Linked DNA regions of Homo sapiens: all the other regions are linked to region 3. A link is a contact called in ENCODE Hi-C or POLR2A ChIA-PET data. All regions are on one chromosome and are shown on one strand. Each heading gives the region's core, a stretch centred on a gene start or an enhancer-like site at or near the end of the contact. The rest is flanking DNA. Distances are from core to core; before and after follow the strand shown.

Region 1 (4,049 bases), core at 921-3,420, 290 kb after region 3:
TGACCAACCCTTGGCTTTATAGATGGCCATTTTTCTCTCCACATCATCTTCCTCTATGCCTGCCTGTGTCCCTGTCTAAGTTTCCCTTTATTATAAGGACACCAGGCATTTTGGATAAGGGCCTACCCTAATGACCTCATTGTAACATGATTACTTCTGTAAAGACCCTATCTCCAAATAAGGTCACATTCTGGGTTACTAGGGGTCAGGACTTCACAGTATGTATTTTGCGGGGACACAATTCAACCTTTAACAACATTAGGCAGTATCAGTACTTTGTTCCATTCTATGGCTGAATAATATCCCATTGCATGTAAACATTTATTTTTTGAGCCCCAAGTACAAAGCAACTGTCAGTGAAATCTCCACCCCCTGGGTAGTGTGTGCCCATCTGTATAAGGTGGCATATTGATCTCACAGGTAGAGCTCACAAATCTGCAATGTGTAAACTTTTTCTTATTGTCTTCCTCCTTGAAAGAGTGTTAGCCTTTACGAGCAAAAGTCAAAGCAGTACTGGACTAAGGGAAGAGAAGTCAAGCTTCTGATCCTAAAATTAATTTTAAAAATTGATTTCAGGCTGGGCACTGTGGCTCATGCCTGTAATCCCAGCACTTTGAGAGGCTGAAATGGGCAAATTGCTTGAGCCCAGGAGTTCAAGACCAGCCTGGGCAACATGGTGAGACCCTGTCTCTACAAAAAATACAAAAATTAGCTGGGCGTGCTGGTGCGCACCTGTAGTCCCAGCTGCTCAAGAGGCTGAAGTGGGAGGATTGCTTGAGCCTGGGAGGCGGAGGTTGCAATGATCTGAGATCACACCACTGTAGTCCCGCCCGTGTGACAGAGTGAGACCCTGTCTCAAACAAACAAAAAAAAGAGGATTTCATCTTTAAATTTTATTTTTCCTTTTCCTGGTCTTATCCCCAGTGCTGCCCACTTCCTGCAAGCACAGGTGCACACACACAGGTACGTGCACACATACGCTCACGTTAAAAGCGTTTTCATGTGACCGTTCTGGAGAGGGGCGTGGCACAGATAGGAGACACAGTCCTTCGAGAAGACCCAGACGGCAGCTTGCTTCCATTGTCATGGTTACTGGGCTCGGTCCCCAGGGCTGGCTGCAGACCAGAGCCTTTCAGAGCTTCTTCACACTCCCGTCCCTGCTCCTGCCTCAGAATGAAAGAGAAACCTTCGGGCACATGTGTCTTCTCAGCTGTGAAACTAACTGCACTGTTGACTTGTGCATTTCATCTGCCCCCTTAATTTAAAATCTATTTCTGTCTCTTATGCAGACAGACAGGGGACCCGCATCCCTGCAGATTGTTGGGGAATAACCCCGAGTCCTCATTAGTTTGTTGCAGACTCAGGCCCCACTCCCCCATCCCAGAGGCGTCGGTGGTAATGACCCAGGGTCTGTCTCTAGGAAGGATGGCAGCAGGGTCGCATCGTCCTGCGTCCTGACTCTGAGCAGGGTTGTACCTCATGCAAAAGTTGTTTAATTTCCTCCTTCCTCTCTCCCCCTCCCCTCTCTCTTTTCCATCAAATTCGTTTTGCCACTTCGAAAGTCCACTGGGGGAAGAAATGCCTGCTGGTCCCAGGGTTTTCAGAGAGGCAGGAAGGCAGATGGAACAGCTCATACATGAAAAAAGGACAGAAAATGTTCATATAGTATGTTGCTCCACATGATTATTTTAGGGTAAGACAGGTGACTTTTGGGTCCTTGGACTGGAAGGCTCCACACTCTTCATGGAATTGGATGAAAAGGAGTTAAAAGTACTGTAGGTGGTCCTCGGAGAGGAGCGGCCTTCAGGGGCTCAGATTATGAGCCTTGGCTCCACTCATGGGGGAGCCGGGGCCTCTGGAGCTTTGAAAAGCTTTCAGGTGATTCTAATATCCAGCCACCTTTGAGAACCATTGTTCTAGGGGACAGAGGCCTCCAGGAGAGTTGAGCATTTTGAGAGAGGGAGGATAGAAGAAATAGATGATATCTAATGCTCCCTGTTCAGCAATTTTGCTAATTAGGCAGAAAGCAGGGGCAGAAATCACACACCCTCGGCTGTCTTGGGCCAAACCAAGCAGGACTTTAGCTCCATTTAACCCTGTAGAATGCAAAGGGAGACTCCAGTGTCCCCCTTCCCAAGGTTTGGTCAGCTGCCAAAGCTTACAGACTGCCAGCCACCCGGCCGAGCATTTGCCAAGGTGATGTAAAATATTCACGGGAACACGCCGTCTCGATGTTCTACTCACAACTGGTTCTCTCCCTAGCTCCCGAGGAAAAGTAACATGAGGCCCATGTGGCTGCCTTCTCTTCTCAGCAGAAGGTGCTGATGTTATTAGTGGCTTGCCAAGCTATGGTTGGAGGGGGATGTCAGGGGCACGCTGTGGGGCTGACCTTTCTGTCTCTGACTCTGTTTTGTAGTACAAAATTGGACAGCTGTACATGATCAGCAAACACAGCCATGAACAGAGTGACCGGGGAGAAGGGGTGGAGGTCGTCCAGAATGAGCCCTTTGAGGACCCTCACCATGGCAATGGGCAGTTCACCGAGAAGCGGGTGTATCTCAACAGGTGAGTCATGGCAGCCTGCGTTCTGCACAGAAGCCCCCTCCCACCTGACCCCATGGTGTGACAGTGGAGGCAGTGGGTGTCTGGGATGAAAAGGTCACTTGGAAAGTAACTACGTCCACCGTCTACGACCACCAATCTCATTGTTTTTGAAAACAGAATCTGCCCGAGCGAGGTGGCTCATGCCTGTAATCCCAATGTTTTTAGGAGGCCAAGGTGGGAGGATGGCTTGAGGCCAGGAGTTTGAGGCTACAGTGAGCTATACTCACAGTACTGCACTCCAGCCTGGGGTGACAGAGCAAGACCCTGACTGTAAAAAATATTACTACATAAAATAAAATAAACGAAATGAATCTCCCCCTCCCCACCTTGCATTCTGCAAAATCGTCCTCAACTGCGTTTCCATTAAGAGGAGCTTTCGGCTCATCTTTCCCACGGCTTTGATGACGTGTTACAGCGAAATGTGATCTTAAGAATTCAAGAGCCTGGAAGGTGGAGGCTGCAGTGAGCCATGATCATGCCACTGCTCTCCAGCCTGGCCAACAGAGTGAGGCCCTTGAAAAAAAGAGAATTAAAGGACTTTGTCTCATCCCTTGGTTCAGTGTTAGCTGTAGGAAAGAGACGGTGCTGCCTATATGCTGTGGACAAGTAAGTGCTGGAGGTGGCAATGCACCTTTTGGTCTCAGTAAGATTTTCATTTACTACTGGTGACCACTTGGGTGTCCGAAAAGGGAATGACAAAACAAACAGTCACCTGTGACCAAAGTGGTTAAGATGGCTTCCACTTCTCAAGTGGACCCATCCTTCCCAAGGTGGAGGTTGTCACTCTCCTTTTGGAAGGGAAACACATCAAGGATGACAAAATAGCACTAGTCAAGCGTGCCGTTTCTGCTTTGCAAAATATATTCTTTAATCTCTTGCTTTTTTCTTTTTCTTTTCTTTTCTTTCTTTTTTTGTTTTTTTTAAAGACAGAGTCTCACTCTATTGCCCAGACGGGAGTGTAATGGCATGATCTCTGCTCACTGCAACCTCCGCCTCCTGGGTTCAAGTGATACTCCTGCTTCAGCCTCCCGAGTAGCTGGGATTACAGGTATCTACCACCACTCCTGGCTAATTTTTGTATTTTTAGTAGAGACGGGATTCCACCATGTTGGCCAGGCTGATCTTGAACTCCTGACCTCAAGTGATCTGCCTGCTTCAGCCTCTCAAAGTGCTGGGATTACGGGCATGAGCCACCACACCCGGCCTTTCTTGCTATTTTCTTACTATGAATGGCGTAATGGATTATTAGGGCTTGTCTGATCTTCTCCCCATCCTATACTCCTATCCAGCCCATTTCTTCCTTTCAGTTCCTTTCTGAAACCTTCGGAATATTTGTGGTTAGATGCCATATGAAATATATCTTATTGGCAAAGTGTGGTGGCTCACACCTATAATCCCAGCACTTTGGGAGGCTGAAGGTGGTAGATCACTTTAGGTCAGGAGTT
Region 2 (4,124 bases), core at 845-3,344, 280 kb before region 3:
TGGCTCAGGATATGGATTTTCACACCATGCTTTGTGGAACCCGGGGTCTAGAGAGGTGCTTTGGGGGCTGCAGTGCGTGTGTGGGTGGGTGAGTACCAGTGCCCTGGGCCCCTCATTCAACCAGAGCCATGCCAGCCCTTACCTACAAGGCTAATTGGTAGGAGACCTGGTTTGTTTACATTGCGCTTCCATTTATGATTTAATTTGAAACAATGATTTGTTAGAAGAGGAAGAAGAAGAAGAAGAGATGGAGGAAGATGAAGAGGAAGAGGAGGAGGAGGAGGGGAGGAGGAGGAGGAGGAGAGAAGAACTTGGGATTCATTTTCCTGGAGTTTCTGAGAACAGAACCTAGACTTAATCCTAGTGGCTGTTAGGGTTGGAGGTGGGTAACCCTGTTCTGGGTCAGAGCAAACCATCTCACACCTTCTGGTCCACTTAGACATACATTGGGCACCTGCTGGGTGCAGAACTCCAGATCCGGTGGCAGGTGGGTTAAAGTAAATTAGAGATGATGACCCTCGTCCTTTGTGACTTGGAAAGCAGAATAGACACCCCAAGGGCAGAAGGGGCCAACAATCACTGTCACAGCCAGCCTGGTCCTCAGGCTCTGTCACCTTGTGATGTTTGTTTTTTCCCTTTATGTATATGATCTATTCCTCCCAATCAGACTATAATTTTCCAAGTGGCAAGAAACAACTCTCACTCAGCAAACATTTGCTAAGCCCTTACCATGTATGCCAGTCACAGGAAAGGCTCACAATCTTGTGGGACAGAGAACAGTGATTTCAACACGGGGAGTGGGGACCAGGGAAGGTGCCACAAAGAAAGTTAAGCTTCGTCTTGCAAGAATAGCAGCACTCCCTATACCTTTTTCCATATCCTGGGGTCCAGTGCAGCCAGGGATGCCAACAACAGGACCACCTGGACATGTCAAAGGGTGCTGCACCTCCTGATGCTGGGCTCTGAGAACCTCCTGGAGGGAGGGGTTTGGAGCTGGGTCTGGAAGGAGGAGTCCGGACCGGCTCCCTGGAGAAGGGAGTGTGTCCAGGTTGGGATCACGGCCAGCAGCAAAGGCAATTAAGTGAAGCCAGCAGGGGTTGGGGTCAGAGGCTGACAATAAAGGCCAGGGGAGGGAAAGCCGGTTAAGCTCGAGCAGAGCAAAAGGCAAAACGAAATAAAGGCATTGCGAAAGGTTGGGAGAGAAAGGGAAAAGGCTGGCGGGTGGAGTGTTGGAATCTAACACAACTGGAGTGTCCCTGGACTCTAGCAGTAATAGACCCTCAGAAATGTGAGCACAGAGGAACGCCCCATCTTCAATCTCAGCCTTGCCACCACTCTAGAAAGCAGAGACCCTGTGTTCTCCCCAAAGGACTTCTCGCTGTCATCGCCCTTCTCCCTCAACCCCAAGTCAGGGTCCTTCCAGGCCCTGCAAGGGGATCTGGAGGAGCAGGAACCACCTGGGTTGGGGTGGGGCCTGGCCCGGGCCTGGCGTGGCTTGCAGGGTCTGGCAGCTGTGTCCCACATCTGGGGTTTCAGGAATTCTGACCTGAACACGCACTCCCACACTCACCTTCATCACCAGGTGAACAGGCACAGAGGGGAAAGGAGGGACACACCCACCCACGCCCTCCTCCACAAATTAAAGAATCCGCAGGGCCGTCGGAGGGGAGGCTGGATGTCCTGGGCGGGTAAGAGAGGTGGCTGGAGACGCGCTTTCCCTTCGGTCCTCCTGGGGAACACTTCCCTCGGCTTCCTTCACTCCAATAATGTGAATGAACTCTGGGAGAGAGAGAGAGCGCGCGCGGGCGCGGGGAGGGGAGGGGAAGGGAGGGGAGGGGAGGCGAGGGGAAGGGAGGCGAGGGGGAGAAAATCCTGGCTGGGGAGAGAGGGGAGCTCAGAGGAGCGCACAGCCGGGCGGGGGCCGAGGCTCGAGGGGCGGCGCCGAGAGAAACGGGGCGCGGACCCGGAGCGCGGCGGCGGCGGGGGAGGCGCGGAGGGCGCAGGGCGGAGGCGCGGGCCGAGGGGGGAGGGCGAGCGGAGAGGGAGGAGCCCCCGGCCGCCGCCGCCAGCCCGCCCGGCGGCCGCGCAGCCCGCACTCGTCGCCGCGCCTCGGAGTTTGAGCCCCAGCGCTGCCGGAGCGCAGGCACGCCCGGGGCGCGGGGTCGGAGCGCGCAGCGCGGCGCCGCCCCCCGGCCCTCGGCCCCCCAACCCCGGCGCCCCCGGAGCGGCGCGCGGAGGGAGGAGGGCGGGCGGGCGCGGCGGGCCGGGCCGGCGGGCGGCGGACTATGAGGCGCCCACCATGGTGCGATGCGACCGCGGGCTGCAGATGCTGCTGACCACGGCCGGAGCCTTCGCCGCCTTCTCGCTCATGGCCATCGCCATCGGCACCGACTACTGGCTGTACTCCAGCGCGCACATCTGCAACGGCACCAACCTGACCATGGACGACGGGCCCCCGCCCCGCCGCGCCCGCGGCGACCTCACCCACTCTGGTCTGTGGCGGGTGTGCTGCATCGAAGGTACGGCCAGCCCCGACCCCTCGCCGCCCCACACACACACACACACACACACACATATACACACGCGCGCGCGCGCGCGCGCACACACACACACGCGCACACACTGCCCGGCGCGCGGGCCGGGGAGAGGGTGGGCGCGGCGCTGGCTCCGCGCGAGACACAAAGGAGCCGGAGCTGGCGGGCGGGTCCCTTCGCGGCCAGCTGTACATCAGCTCTGGTCCCTCTCGGCTGGGGACCTCCCCAGCACACCGATCCCACAAACTCTCCACGCGCACACCCCCTCGCCCACAGACACAATGAAACACACCGAAACTCAAGCACGCGCGCGTAGCCCGGGACCCGAGCGATCCCCAGGGGCCGCGCCGGCACCCCCGGGGGAGGTGGAGGCTGGCGAGGGGGCGGGAGGAGGCTGGGGTTGGGGGGAGCGGACGGGAGGGGGGGAGGGGTTGCTTGGCAACCGGTGTCTGTGCTATTGCTATGGGAACTGGCCATCCTGGGGCGGGGCCGGCCGGGGGCGGGGCGCGTCGGTGCCGCTGGGCGCTTTCTACAGGCTCGGGCTGAGGGGTGGGGGCAGAAGTAGGGGCAGAAGTAGGGGCGGGGGCGCGGTCGGAGCCGGGGTAGGGGCTGAGTTCCTAGCGGATCTAGGGTAGCTGGGTAGGCCCAGCCCGACGCCCGCCTCGTCTCCCACGGAGTCACCGGCCCGCTCCTCGCTGTGCGGTGGGGTGGTAAGGGGAGCGACACCGAGTCTCCCCCAACGGAGACAGCGACCTCGGTCGCGGCCCCTCAGCAGGGAGGCTGCGGAGACCTCAGTAGGAAACTAGGGTGTGCAGGACCGATCTGCGGACCGGGAACAGACTGGGAGGGGCGTGGTCATCTCGTCGGAGCTGGGCGCTGCGACCCCCAAATGCGACTGGAGGCTGAGTAGTAGGTGTCATGAGGCTGGAATGCTAGGGGACCAGGATTTCAGCCCCGGGACCGTGGGGACAGCTCCCTACTGGGGAGGGGCCTGGATGCCTCCAACGCCAAAATGCGCTCGGCTTCGGCGCCTTCCGGGCGCCCTTCTGCCCGGCTGCGGAACTTGAACTAACAGGTGGCTGGGGAGGGGCCACCTGGTCCCAGCAAGGTTGGGCACAGGTTTGCTGCTTAAGCGTGGCGCTCAGATCGGGGACCGGGTGGAGGGAGTTGGTGGGGGCTTTCCTTTGATTTTTCAAAAACCCTTGGACAGAATTCCTTCTTTTTCGGTAACCTTTCCCCGCGTGTTAACTCCGCCCCTCGGTTGTTCGGGAAGTTCTCCCACACACCTAGCCTTCCTTACTGCAGTTCCAACCCCTGCACAGAGTTCAGCCGCGGTTGTTTCTTGGTGGAGGTTGGCAAGGAGCTCTTAAAACCATAGCCCTTTTCTGGCCGCATTTGAAGTCATCTGAAAAGAGGCTTTGTGAAGCTGGATCTGCTTAGTGAAGTCAACTTGGCCCCCTTTTCCCCTCCAGACCATGCTTGTTCTCATCTCATCGGGGATCCTGCCCACCTCTGTCTCCCACCCCCACTCCCAAAAGAGGCTGCTTTGCCCTTTGCAATTTGGAGCCTAATGGCAGGGCTGAGTGGAGT
Region 3 (4,107 bases), core at 840-3,339:
ATCAATAATATCCTTTAAATCCAAAGCATTACAAATTAGATTAAATAAAGCACTTTGAATAAATTCACACACCGTGTGTGATCAGGACATAATGACAAACTAGTCTATTTCCTAATAAGCTAAACAGATCTCAACACTATCATCTTTATTTCAAAATAATTATTAAAGAGAAAAGTACTACTCCATTTTTCAGAAAATAAAAGCAGGAGTGATTGACCTGCCTAATTCTTTCTAACGGAAAGGGTATACTTTACGAGTCCCACAAACCAGGTACACACAAAATCCATATACATAATCACCGGGACTAAACGTACAGTAGGTGATAGACACCAAAACACAAATAAAATTAAGACATCCAAGTAAAGTTACGCAAGAAAATTTGAATAGGCAAACTATAATTATCCCTGGTGAAGATACTGATCAAGAATAGCTGCAAGTAACATTTGGCTCTTAGTTAAGTACCACTATGTTTGAGTATGTTGGAGCAACTGAAAAGATTGGTACATTCAACATATTTTTCCTTTCTAAATCTAGCCCTGCCCATAGACCCACTGACTGAGTGATACATTTGGAAAACAAAGATGGCCCCATCAAATTACTCAGTTTCAGCCTTACTCTTACCAGTTGATTAAAATAAAGAAGGAAAAAAAGGAAATCATTTTTAACTGCAGTCTCACCTTACACATCTCACCAGCACTGTAGTTCATTAGTGATCCATTACTTCATCCAAATCCTGAGGCAAATAGAAAAGATGTTTCCATACAACACCAGTAACAGACATTATCAGTAGCAAACATTTTATCAGCCTGAAGTGAAAGGGCATCTACATTTAAAATGGAAAAAGTTACAAAAATGGTACAGTGTGCAGCTTTGCAAATGAGTCTGGTTTTTGACCTTAAAACATTTCCTTTCAGTAAGGTAAAAGAATAGATTATACAATGCTCTTAAAACTCAAAAACATAATAAAATCATCTTTTTCAACACAGACTGACCTTACTTTCAAAAACATAAAGAAATGAAGGAGAGGAAATTTCATTAATATGAGTTTAAGAGAGAGCAAAATTAAGAACAAACTAGGCAAGACAGACAACTCCTCCCTCCTTCCCCCGCTCCAGGAATCCACTGTCTCTGAAGTTACACTTTTTATTATATTAATGATTTGCCTGAGAAGTGTTAAGTTGTGAGGGAGAAGGAATGACAATTTTTGAACTGCAAACAAAACCTGAGGATCCCGATCCAAGAACAATCAGAGGACCCTGGCTTCCAGCCCTGTCTGAAGATTTCTCAGCAAAGGCGAGGGTGCAGAAGGCTCCAATAATTTAGGGGAGAGGAATCGAAGTTCCCTAGGTAAGACTGCAGTCTGTGAGCCCTTGAAAAGGGTACTGGAGTACTCTCAAGGAATCTCCAGGAAAAGAGAGCCTATCTTTATTTTTGTTGATGTGCTTGTGGGCCAAAGAGCATTTCCGAGGAGGGGGCGGGGAAAGGGGGGAAGAAAGTGAATCTCGGGCCGAGAGCCCTCCGCGGGGGAGGGAGGGGGCGCACGCCTGACCCACTTTTCCCCACGCCCCCGCTCCAGCCCCCACCCCACCCGGTGGAAGTCCGAGGCCTGAGGGGGGGCATCGAGCGGGGCGTGGGAGGCCCGCACGCTCCCCACCCCCAGCCGCGACCCGGAGGAGGGGAACGTGCCGGGAGGCTCGAGTCCCCCTCCCAGAGTGCTCTGGGCCGGAGAAACCTCCCGCAGGCTCCCGGGCCAGGCGTGCAAGGCCCCCTCTCCTGCCAGGGCCCAGGACGCTGCGGGCCCCAGCGGAGGGGAAGGGGACTAAGTAGGGGAAGAAGCTGTAAACAGCCCCAGCGTCCGGGCCTCGCCTCGAAGAGCCGCGCTTCCCAGGCCCAGCCGCGGGCCGCCCAGGCCCCCAGCCTGCCCCGGGGCCGCCGCGCCCGGGGTCCGGGACACCGGAGGGGAGTCGGGTCCCCTCCCCGGAGAGCTCCGGGAGCTCGCGGAGCGGCCCCAGGAGCAGAGAAGGGGGAAGTCAGGACTTACCTGTCATTACTTTCTACGCCATCTTGGATCCACTTGTCAACGTCCCCACAAAGCATTATGGGTAAGAAAGAGCCTTTAAAGTGACTCCCCCCGGCCCCCGACTCCCGCCTCCCGCCGCCGGCGCCGCCCCCTCCGGCCGCGCCTCCCGCCCGGAAAGTTGCCCCGGGTGGACTGCCGACCCCGGCGCCCGCAGCTGGCCCCTTCCCCTCCCCCGGGCTGACGGCATTGAAAATTCACCCGCATTTTTAAAACGTGGCTTTGGGGTTTTCTCCCTTTCTCCTGCCCCGGCCTCCCTGCCCCCACGCCCGGTCCTCTCGCCTCGCCGCGTTCCTGCCCGGGCAGACGCCCCGCGTCTGCATTGAATCAACCCGAGGTTTCCTTGCCGCCCGCGGCGCGGCGCGGAGCTGCTCGCGGATTTATTTGTGCGCGTGGATGTGAGCGTTTCTGCTCCTGCGGCCGCGCTTCCAGGAAGCCCGCGAGCGGCCGGGGTCGCCTTCAGAGGCCGCGCAGACCAGCTCCGCACCCGCCGCCCGGAGAGGTGCCTCTGCCCTGGGAAACCGCCCCGGGGCCGTTGGGCTCCGGGAACTGGGAGGACGCCGTGTCCCCGAGTCCACCAGCGTCGAAGCACGATTTAAAAAAAAAAATTGAGCCAAATGCAACTTTTTACCCCTTGTTTACTCTGTGTCCCGCGGTCTCCTCCTCCGGGCGGGTAACGTGATCCGCGACCCTCTAGGTGGGGACCCCTCCCCTAGGAATGTGGCTCCAGGCTCCGCGGAGCCACCCTGGGAGCGTCCGGGCTGCGGACTGTGACTCCGGGGCAGGTAATCCGGGGCGCCGGCTGCGGGCTCCGGGCGGGGCGGGGCGCGGAGGCAGCCAGGGCTCGGGGGAGGGTCCCGGGCGGAAAGCAGGGTGCGCCAGTCCGGGTCCACCTGGCGGGTCGGGGGAGAACCGCGGGCGCCGCTGCAGCTCGGGAGGCTGGAGGTGGGGACGCCCGGCGTCTCCGGGCTGCGACCCGCTGCGCTGGAAAGTGTGGGGCGCCTTGGCGCGGGCTGAGGTCTCTGACCCGGGCGAGTACCCCCAGCCCGCCGGCCACACTGCTGCCGGGCATCCTCTCCCCGCGACACCACGCCCGCTTTCGGCTGCGCGGGGCGAGCAGCGTACTGACCCCGGCGTCCAGCCGCCCAGGTCCCCCCAGCAACGGAGGCCCCTTGGTCAGCCTCCTCCCGCGCTCTCCGCAGAGCCTCTGGTCCCTGCTTTGCTGTCTTTGGAGGCCTGCTCCAGTTGCTTTTTTTTTTTTCCAAGCAAGTTTTTACAACAAGGAGATACCCAAAAGAAAATTCTCCAAGACAGGAATGCTTGCGAATTGTATTCGGTACAAAATGCTGTTGAACGGCTCTACCTTTAGAAGACCGCAGAAGCACTGGCATTAAAACCCTCTTTCGGTGCACGGGGAGGGCCTGGGGCCTTGGATCTACCCGAGGATTTTACGCTCCTCCAGACCCTATCAACAGCCTCACTAGGAACGTGAACGGTGGCAGACAGGAGCCCTGCCCCTGGGGAGCCAAAAACTCCACCAGGCAATTGTCCCGGTCTGATGAGAAGGTGTAGACACATTAAGGGATTGGCCCCGGGTCACTCGTGAAGGAGGGAACGAGGTAGTGAGTCATTCCCAGCCAAGAACGCAGCGTGCTGGGGAGCAACCTCCCCTGAGTCACCTGCTTCTCACCTCGGAATAAGTGGAGAAACTGGAGCCTGGAGCCAGGTTCTTAGACGGCCCAGCAAGGTAGCCACCAAGGGCATGGGCTAGGCTGGGGGGAGGCAGCGCCCCTCCTGCTGGAAAAGGGAATGCTTGGCCCGTCTGAAGAAGGCTCCAATGTCTCTTTCCAGGGTACCCCAGGTGCTTCTTTTCCAATTCCTCTTTTGCACTTATTTAGCCACTGGTATGCACTGGCTTAATGGTGGTTTTGTTTGCATGGCACCTTTAGGTATGTGGTCTGAGTTTATGCAAAAGTAATGACAAAAGCCGCAGTGACTTTTGCACCCACCTAATATAAGTAAACAGGAAA

What was found. A loop is a pair of places that touch in the nucleus more often than their neighbours do. ChIA-PET counts read pairs that join two places held with the same protein, here RNA polymerase II (POLR2A). Pooled maps may share reads with other maps.
Region 1: a loop to region 3 is called in a pooled map, with 3 times the contacts of the local background. The contact joins the enhancer-like site here to the promoter of HELZ in region 3. A Hi-C loop is called at or near these places in 2 of 50 pooled maps. POLR2A ChIA-PET finds 5 or more read pairs at or near these places in 3 of 52 experiments (A549, WTC11 and activated T-cell).
Region 2: a loop to region 3 is called in a pooled map, with 2.8 times the contacts of the local background. The contact joins the promoter of CACNG4 here to the promoter of HELZ in region 3. A Hi-C loop is called at or near these places in 1 of 50 pooled maps. POLR2A ChIA-PET finds 5 or more read pairs at or near these places in 2 of 52 experiments (GM10248 and naive thymus-derived CD4-positive, alpha-beta T cell).

What each region holds. Positions count from the first base shown.
Region 1 is chr17:67,530,386-67,534,434 of GRCh38, forward strand. PITPNC1 (phosphatidylinositol transfer protein cytoplasmic 1) reads left to right here. Exons shown (of 9, transcript NM_012417.4): 2 at 2,417-2,565. Among named protein-coding and RNA genes, the nearest start is that of MIR548D2, 61 kb to the left of the region's middle. Within about 2 kb of position 2,171, at least 5 of the 41 ENCODE cell types and tissues checked have a DNase peak (open chromatin) inside an H3K27ac peak, as active enhancers do.
Region 2 is chr17:66,962,613-66,966,736 of GRCh38, forward strand. CACNG4 (calcium voltage-gated channel auxiliary subunit gamma 4) reads left to right here and starts at 2,095. Exons shown (of 4, transcript NM_014405.4): 1 at 2,095-2,519. The coding sequence starts at 2,300.
Region 3 is chr17:67,243,107-67,247,213 of GRCh38, forward strand. It overlaps HELZ (helicase with zinc finger), which reads right to left and starts at 2,090. Exons shown (of 33, transcript NM_014877.4): 1 at 2,042-2,090; 2 at 678-733. It overlaps HELZ-AS1 (HELZ antisense RNA 1), which reads left to right and starts at 1,670. Exons shown (of 4, transcript NR_136398.1): 1 at 1,670-2,102. RefSeq lists enhancers at 1,314-2,301, 2,302-3,288 and silencers at 1,618-1,667, 1,768-2,257, 2,808-2,897, 2,908-3,107.